2 separate regions of the Homo sapiens genome follow, and region 1 is linked to region 2. The links are chromatin loops, found by intact Hi-C in ENCODE. Cell type or tissue: ascending aorta. All regions are shown on one strand. Each heading gives the region's core, and the rest is flanking DNA. Links, peaks and the distances in the headings are about the cores only. Region 1 has its middle 58 kb from the start of LINC02393. Region 2 overlaps LINC00508 (long intergenic non-protein coding RNA 508).

Region 1 (4,404 bases), core at 120-4,119, 100 kb after region 2:
GAAACGCGTGGATCTCATGAAAGGACTGAGAAAGTTAGCATGTAGAATGGAGGCTGGGGCAGAGCAGTGAGGACGGGGGGGCTTCTAAGTTCCCGTCTGACTTCTAGTGTGATGGAGCGAGGGGAGCACATTTAGCACGTGGTTTTAACTGATAGACCTTCACATAAATTGCCATATAACATAGTGTGTGTGTATATGTATTTGCGTGCACGTGTACACACACATGTATATATATATATTCTCTATTGGTCCATCTTGTTCGTGGACATTTAGATTGAATCTGTATGTTGGTTATTGAGAATAAAGCTGCAATGGACATGAGAGAGGCTGATTTTATTTTTTAAGGGCATAAGTAGTCAGTAGTGTATTGCTGGATTCTGTGGTAGTGAGAGAGTGGGATGGTGGTTTCCAGGTGCAGGTGGAGAGTGAGACGTGGAAAAACGTTTGTCAAAGACTACAGTGTCTCAGTTCTGGACACCTAATATACAGCAAGGTGACTGTAGTTGACAATAACATATAGTACACGTGAAATTTGCCAGGAGAGCAGACCCTAAATGTGAGTACTATACACACATAGAAATGGCTACTTTGCCAAGTGATGTGAATGAGCTTGATGGTGGTGATGGTTTCACAGTGTATCCATCTATCAAAAGACCGCATTCCATTCCTTAAATACTTAACAGTTTTGATTTGTCAATTATACCTCAATAAAGCTTAAAAAATCTATTAAAAAATAAAGACAAGATATTAAAGTTGAGGCAAGAAAGAAGGGAAGGGGCCATGTGGGGAAGAAATGGTCATTTTCCTAGAAGGTGATTGGAGAAGAGCAAGGTGAACATTCTAGGGGAGGTTATTCCTGCCGTGAATAGAGCCACGTGCTAAAGGTGCCTGAGGGGTTGAGGTGGATCACCCCTCATCCATCCCGGGTCACTGATACAGGAGACAGGGGATGAAGCAGGTAGGAGGGTGAGGAGGAAGAGAAGTGCTGGGGACCCCGAGCTTTACTTGTAGTGATCACTGAGGGCATCATGGAGCTGCCTGGCAGAATCGAGACAGAAATTGTCTCTCCAGAGGGGAGTTGCATTCTGAAGTTAGAACAGAAGCCAAACATTGGATCTAATCAGGTACTCCTAGAAAAGTCAAGTTTTTGTGTTTGTTTTCCTAAAGATGAAACACTTTATGGGGTCCCCACCCAGTGGGGGACAGGGCAGAAGCAGTGTTACCAAAACACCAGGGGTTTGGTCTGGGTCCTGCTGCTCACATCACAGAAAGCCAATCACTGAGACGACAGTTATTGCCAAGGAAGAAGGCTTTAATCAGAAGATGTATACAATTTGAAGAGAAACCAGAGTATAGAGGAAGGCTTTAATCAGGTGCTGTAGCCAAGGAGATGGGAGATCAGTCTGAAATCCATCTCCCTGACTGAATCCTATTAGGGGTTTACATAGCAGAAATGTAGCTACATGCAGGTAAACAGGACTGATGGAAGGGGAAGGAAAAGGAATTGATCCACAGGAAGCAGGTGGTGGGTTAGGCAGTCGCGGTGGGCGAGGGCTCTGGTGTCTCATTATGCAGATGCTGAGACGTGGTGAGTTTCAGTTCCTTGATACTCTCTGGGAGGCCTGATGGTTGGTTTCCTCAGCAAGGAACTCAGATAGGAAAAATGTAACTTTCTCAACTTTCAAGACTAGGAGGGTCCACTTCTATGTTTATTCAAAGGAAACCATAAACATCAGTTCTGTGGGACTATTGGGTCTGTTTCAGTAGCAGGTGGATTACATCGAAGCCCCTGAATATAAAGCAGTTGGTTAACTATGCACAAGAATCACAGGCCGTGATGTGGGGTGTGGCAGTCAAACCAACCAAGACAGCAGGAATGATCTCTTTCCTCCCTCCACATCAACTCAGCCCAATGGGCATGGAGGTTCAAAGTCCTGTTCTAGTATGCTTTCTCTCTCCTTCTCTCTCTCAGTTAAAATGGCCCTGGTTACATATGTTTAATCATAGGATTCTCTGATGTGTTCCCAGAGCTCAGGGAAGAGTCTAAATGGTATCTTATCTACGGAGTGTTCTGCAAAAACTCTTGGAAGGGATACAGTTATCCAAAGGGATCAAACCAGCAGTAATGATGGTCACAGACCTTCGCAAGCCTTAACAAGCTTCAGCCTCGCAGACCTTAGCAAGGCCACTTCCCCAGGGGATGTAAAATCCATGCCAAGTGCCTGAGTCTCTGGCCTTGCAAGTCTTTCTAGTCTACAGTGCTTAAAGCCACTACATGCAGTTTTTCCCCGTGTTCATCTTCCAGTTACAGATTGGTTGTTCAAGAAGAAAAGTGAGATCATTTACCAAAATGGAAATAAGACAGAAAAAGCCTGGCAGCGGCCCCTCCTGGCTGCCCACTCTGCCCTCACCTCCCTGGGCTACACCCACATGCTCTCCAGGAGAGCACAGCGTGTCCAGGAGCCCACAGTTCCTGGGATAATTGCCATGCAGAGGCCCTGGCTGCTGGGCCTTTCTGAGAAGTTATTAAAAAAGAGAACACTTTGCTGGCTTCTGGGTTCAGATGGTTTATGTCAATTACATTATCTTCAGAGGAAAGAAAAGGTAATTTCACTTCAGTTTTCTGGCTTTACTGTGCTTTGATGAGTTCCAGAAATAACAGAGTCAGAACCCAAGTCTGTTAACGACTTTCAGAGACTCTCCCACGTGGCACCAAGTCCTGTCTCAGCCACCACCCACATCACTGAGTGAATGTGGGATTAACCTTCCCTGTGAGAATTTTGCTTGTTAATTTCCTGAGCCTAGGACATAAATTATTTGTATGTGAATTTAATCTTTTTTTAAAAACAGGATGAAACAAACAAAAACAAATCAAAAGGCACCTTTAGCACATGGCTCTATTCACAGCAGGAAAAATCTCCCCTAGAATGTTCACCTTGCTCTTCTCCAGTCACCTTCCAGGAACACGACCATATCTTCCCCACACGACTCCTGCTCTTCTTTCTCGCCTCGACTTTAATATCATGTCTTTATTTTTAATAGTTTCTTAAAGTTTTATTGAGGCATAATTGACAAAATTGTATGCATATAAGGTGTGCAATGCGTATTTTGGTAGATGGATATATCATGAAACCATCACCACCATCAAGCTCATTCACATCACCTGGCAAAGTTACCATTTTTATGTGTGTGTGCTACTAAGACTTAAGATATATTCTTGCAAATTTCAAGTCTACAGTACGTTATTATCAACTACAGTCACCTTGCTGTATGTTAGGTGTCCAGAACTGAGACATTGTATTCTTTGACAAATATTTTTCCATTTCTCACTCTCCACCTGCTCCTGGAAACCACCATTTTACTCTCTAACTACCATAGAATTCAGCAATCCCACTACTGAATACTTATCCCCCTAAAAATAAAATCAGCATCTCTCATGTCCATTGCAGCTTTATTCTCAATAACCAAGGTACAGATTCAATCTAAATGTCAGTGGACAGATGGACCAATAGATAAAATTATATATATATATATGTGTGTGTGTGTGTGTGTGTGTGTGTAGTGTGTTTATACATATATATATACACACACATAATATGTTACATGGCAATTTATATGTGAAGGTCTATTAGTTAAAATTAGAGTCAGCGGCTTGAATAAGATAAAAGTTCTCTCTCTCTGTTAATAAAGCAATTTTTTTTAAAAAAAATTATTTTTATTTTTTTGAGACAGAGTCTCGCTTTGTCACCCAGGCTGCAGTGCAGTGGTGCCATCTCAGCTCTCTGCAACCTCCGCCTCTGGGGTTCAAGTGATTCTCGTGCGTCAGCCTCCCGAGTAGTTGGGACTACAGGCGTATGCAACCATACCCAGCTAATTTTTGTATTTTTAGTAGAGATGGGGTTTAGCGTTGTTGGCCAGGCTGGTCTCGAACTCCTGACCTCAAGTGATCCGCCCACCTCAGCCTCCCAAAGTGCTGGAATTACAGGCGTGAGCCACCACGCCCAGCCTCATAAAGCAATTTAAAGTCAGGCATCTGAGATGGGTGGGAAGCCTTGAATGCCTCGAATGACTCAAATGACACACACACACACACATATATATAAAATTCCACATATACGTGGAATGTTATTCAGCCTTAAAAAAGAAGGCAATCCCGCCGTGACCCCGCTGGAGATTTTCCATCAGCCTTCATTGTCACCCGTTGCTTAGTTCTCTTTCTTTTTAGCTCCATTTTATTTTTATGCATTTCTAACTGTGATTCTCAATTTGCAAATTTTTATCCCCTTGGCATGAGACACAGTTGAGACTCCCCTGTTTTTCTGGCCTCTTTTTACTGCATATCTTGGGGGTTGGGCTTTTTCCACCCCAAACGGTAAACCAAGGGAGTTTCAAAGCTAACGAGAG
Region 2 (4,404 bases), core at 203-4,202:
TAATAATAATAATAACTAACACTTACTTTGCACTCTTTACATGCCAGGTTCTACGGGGTGCATTCACACACAAGCTGGTTCACTTTGTCCTCACAGTGACTGAACGAGATTGGCACTCTTTCTGTAATTCCCATTTTGCAGATGAAGAAACTGATCCTCAGAGAGCACCCCTGACTCCCACCAGGTCATACAGCTAGTAGCTAGCAGAACCAGCGTTTAAACCTCCTTGGCTTGCATATAGGATCCATGCTTCAGCCCATCTGTGGGGTTCCAAGTTATGACATGAGAATGGCTCAGGCTGGTGACTTTCCTAAGCAAAATGTTGGCAGTGGGATCCATGACACTATTTAGCTTTTATTATTCATCATTAATTGTAAGAGTGCATGTTCAATGTCACTAGCTGAGGTTCTCAAGCTTGCACAGGGAGACTTTCAATTAATCCACTAAAAAAGCTCTTTGTGCCACAACTAATGCATGCCTATTAATGTGTGATTACTGTAGAAGGCCCAGTGTTCTTTGTCTGAGACGATGTGAAACTGACCAGGAGCGGGGATGATTTAGACACAATCAGAGTGCATTACACAAGCTCATTTTCACGTTAATAGGAACAATAAAAGGCTTCTCACCATATTTACACCCAGGCCTTCTCATATTTTAGAATAAAAGCAGGTTATAAAAGAAGTTGTTCTACACAGCACATTTACTATTTTCCAGAGCTATCTGCAGCTTCCTGCAGTGCTGGCAGAATGCAAATAGCCCCCATAATTTGTTAGGGATTTTTAAAATACATGTGCAGTAAATTAGATTGATTAGTAGCTTTATTAAATTGTATGAGTCACAATTTTAGGATTTAATAACAATGCTCACATATTAAGAAATTGTTCTTTGCAAGGAACTGTTCTAACATATATATATATATATATATATATATATATATATATATATATATATATGCCTTAACTACTTCCATCCCATAATAATCTTATCATGTAGGTCATATTTTCAGCCCCATTTCACAGACAAGGAAACTGAGGCACAAAGGTGTTATTTAGCTGGGATACAGATGTACCACTAGGAGACGAGCACAGGTTTATGAGACAGACTTCAATATCCAGGCTCCTACCCTTTATGCAAATCTCCCATTAGGGCTTCCACTCACTTTATAGATATCATTTTTTTTTCAATTTGGCTACGCAAAAACTTCTGGACTCATGAGCCTGAAGGGTGAATTGAGCTGTGATTTCTCTCAAATGTGTAAGTGAAGTAACTCAGGAATGGAAAACCAAATACCGTATGTTCTCACTTATAAGTGAGAGCTAAGCTATGAGGATGCAAAGGCATAAGGATGACATAAGGACTTTGGGGACTCAGGGAACATCGGGAGGTGGAGTGAGGGATACAAGACTACATATTGGGTGCTGTGTACACTGCTAGGGTGACGGGTGCACTAAAAGCTCAGAAATTACCACCAAAGAACTTATCCATGTAACTAAACAAAAAAAATATCTATCAGTTTTTTAGTCTTATGAGCCTGCCTCTGGCTGCAGTTTCGTTGCCTTGCTATAATTTGACAGGCAATGCCATTTTTGTTAATTCCTAAATGGCTGGTAATTGGGATATTAATTCTTACTTTAGCCTGATGGTTATTTGCGTGTTTGGACATTTATTTTCCTTATCATTTCTACTTATAGTTCATGAATATTAGAGAATGCCTGGCCTTTTAATAGTTGAATTTTTAAATTCTTTATTTGAGATAAACACTATAATAAAGTTTTCTAAGTGTTAAAAAAACCCAACACAGAGGTACTGTCTTGAGTGAACATTCTCTGGCTCTCAGCATGCAGTGTACAGACCAGGAGCACACTGGCCAGCAGATGTCAGGAGTTCCTCATGGAAACCTAGGCTCTGGGCTCCGGACTGAATTCCGTGGGAGAGTAACAATAAACAGCTGGCCTGTGAAGCCCCTCTCCTCAAGGCCAAATCTCCCTCACATGACCCCAAGATACGATCAGGTACTTGGAGTTCTAGAAACACAACTAAGCCTAACCGGATCAAAGACAGGGCCTACAGCAGTGATGGAAATACTAAATAGTGGTTATATTTTTGTATCTTCCATGACTTGCATCTGATGAGCCCTAAATGTCTCAGGGAGGATGGCTTATAAATGCCGGGTGAGACAAATGACTCTCATGCTTTGCTTTTATGACTAAATTATAGTAAAAACAATCGACTCTGCAGGACTCCAGTTCCTACTTTTTCCTATTTGACCATTGTTCTGTTTCGATTACGAAAAGGTTAATGGTGATGGAGATATGTGTGACGATGCCAGTTACCATGTATTGAGTGCTCGCTAGGGGTTAATTGCACGTTGAACAAATATGAGTAGTTTCTATTTAATCCTATAGCAGTTCCTCATATATTTATTGTAAACAATTAAAAATACAGTGATATGGTTTGGCTCTGGGTTCTCACCCAAATGTCATCCCAAATTGTAATCCCCACATGTCAAGGGAAGGAGGTGATTGGATCATGAGGCTGGTTTCCCCATGCTGTTCTCATGATAGTGAGCGAGTTCTCATGAGATCTGGTGGTTTTATAAATGGCAGTTTTCCTGCACTCACACTTCTCTCTCCTGCCACCATGTGAAGAAAGTCCTTGCTTCCCCTTCGCCTTCCGCCATGAGCGTAAGTTTCCTGAGGCCTCCCCAGCCATGTGGAACTGAGTCAATTAAACCTCTTTCCTTTATAAATAACCCAGTCTCAGGTAGTATCTTTACGGTAGTGTGAAAACAGACTAATAGACATAGATTTAAAAACATAAAGCAGAATACATATAGAAGCATATAATCAATGTCACCCAAAATAACCACCTTTTGAGGCTAAACCATTTAGGTGCAAGCACATTGAGAATCATTCTATCTTCTCAATGATTTTAAACTTTTATAAAGTCTCTTTATCTCTAGTTGTACATTTTATCTTAAAGACTAATTTGTCAGATATTTTTCTGGACACAAAATCTTTCTTCGGTATGGCTTGCATAGTCTAATTTTTTCAATCTTCCTCTGTCTCTGTTTGAAGTGAATCTCCTATAAATATACATTTATTTTAATCCAAAGAGATGCTTATATTTGTTTTGTTAGATTCAGTCTCCTTATACGTAATGCAATTCTTAATATATTTGGGCTGTCAGCTTACTCTGCTTTTGTTTTTCAGTTTGTCTTGCCTGTTTTGTCTTTTCTTATTCCAAATTAGAAAATGTTTATTTACATATTTTCCCTATGAATTAGGAAATTATAAATAATATTACTCTTTCTAAGGGATTATCTTAAAGATTGCAATATGGATAACTGACATATTAAAGGTTACATTAATTGTGGCTTTTCTTCTTTTCCAGGAAAAAGCAAAAATCTTAGAATTGTTTAACTTCATTTATGCACTTTTTGAATTAAATGTCATTTTGCCATGCATGTTAATTCTGTTTATGTGTGCATTAAATTTCTCACATGACTATTTGTATTTGTGTTACTGTTTTATGTGGTCATTATTCATTCTGCATATTCACCCTTTGTGGTGATTTAATTCCTTCTTGGTTTTTTGTTATTGTTATTGTTTTGGGGTTCAGGGTGTGTGCGTGTGCGTGTGTGTGTGTGTGTGTGTGTTTTGGCCAAGATTTGGGATTATTTCATTCTTCCTGAATAACAACCCTTGATATTTTCTTTAATCTGGGTCTTCTGGTAACAAAGACAGTTTCTCTTTGTCTGAAATGTCTTTATTTCACTATCATTCTTAAAGAATATTTTTGCTGAGATACTTTCAATTATTTTGGTTGAGAAGTCACCTGTCAGTCTACACATTTTTTCCCTCTAATTGGAAAGATAACAATGAATTTTAAAGAACTAGACTTTAGTTCTGGAGGGACATGGCTGAGAATCCTGGCTCTGCTATAACTAGTGAGTGCCTCAAGCTTTCACACCTGTGAAATGGGGATAACAATATCTCCCTTGCTGTGATTTTGTAAAGATTGGAGATAAATTATTATTATTTTTTAGACATGTGGCCTAATGGGCACTTAAAATAATAACAATATTATTATAAATGTTAATAAGTTAATAACTTTCTTATAAATCCTTCTTGTTCAGAAAAACAAACATCTGTATAGCCCCTGCACATAAGAGCAAATGGACCAAATTTGATATTGTAAAAATGATCAGATTGGATATTTTAAAATTATTCTTACTACTAAATTCTTTTCATTCAAGTCTTGCTAACCCTTTTCTCTTCAATCTTTATCTCCACCATAAAAGCTCTCCTCCTGTTAATACATAAAGGGCGGAGTGTGGGCACCAGAGCACGTGCAGGTTCACGTGAGCACAGGAAGGTCACAAAGAAGGGGAAGGCCACACAC

The links. Peaks named below come from ENCODE experiments on the same cell type or tissue, not always from the same donor. Only the 100,000 strongest peaks of a DNase experiment are listed, where the experiment ranks them.
Region 1: it touches region 2 in a loop (2.8-fold over the local background); 5 of 110 quality-filtered maps call a loop at or near these places.

What each region holds. Positions count from the first base shown.
Region 1 is chr12:127,821,170-127,825,573 of GRCh38, reverse strand. No RefSeq gene overlaps it. Among named protein-coding and RNA genes, the nearest start is that of LINC02393, 58 kb to the left of the region's middle. In ascending aorta, for the core only: a CTCF peak has its summit at 2,434 (motif pointing left); a DNase peak (open chromatin) is centred at 2,303; H3K27ac peaks cover 2,133 bases.
Region 2 is chr12:127,923,676-127,928,079 of GRCh38, reverse strand. All of the region lies in intron 3 of LINC00508 (long intergenic non-protein coding RNA 508), which reads left to right. All of the region lies in intron 1 of LINC00507 (long intergenic non-protein coding RNA 507), which reads right to left. Among named protein-coding and RNA genes, the nearest start is that of LINC00507, 10 kb to the right of the region's middle. In ascending aorta, for the core only: a CTCF peak has its summit at 1,877 (motif pointing right); a DNase peak (open chromatin) is centred at 1,889; H3K27ac peaks cover 555 bases.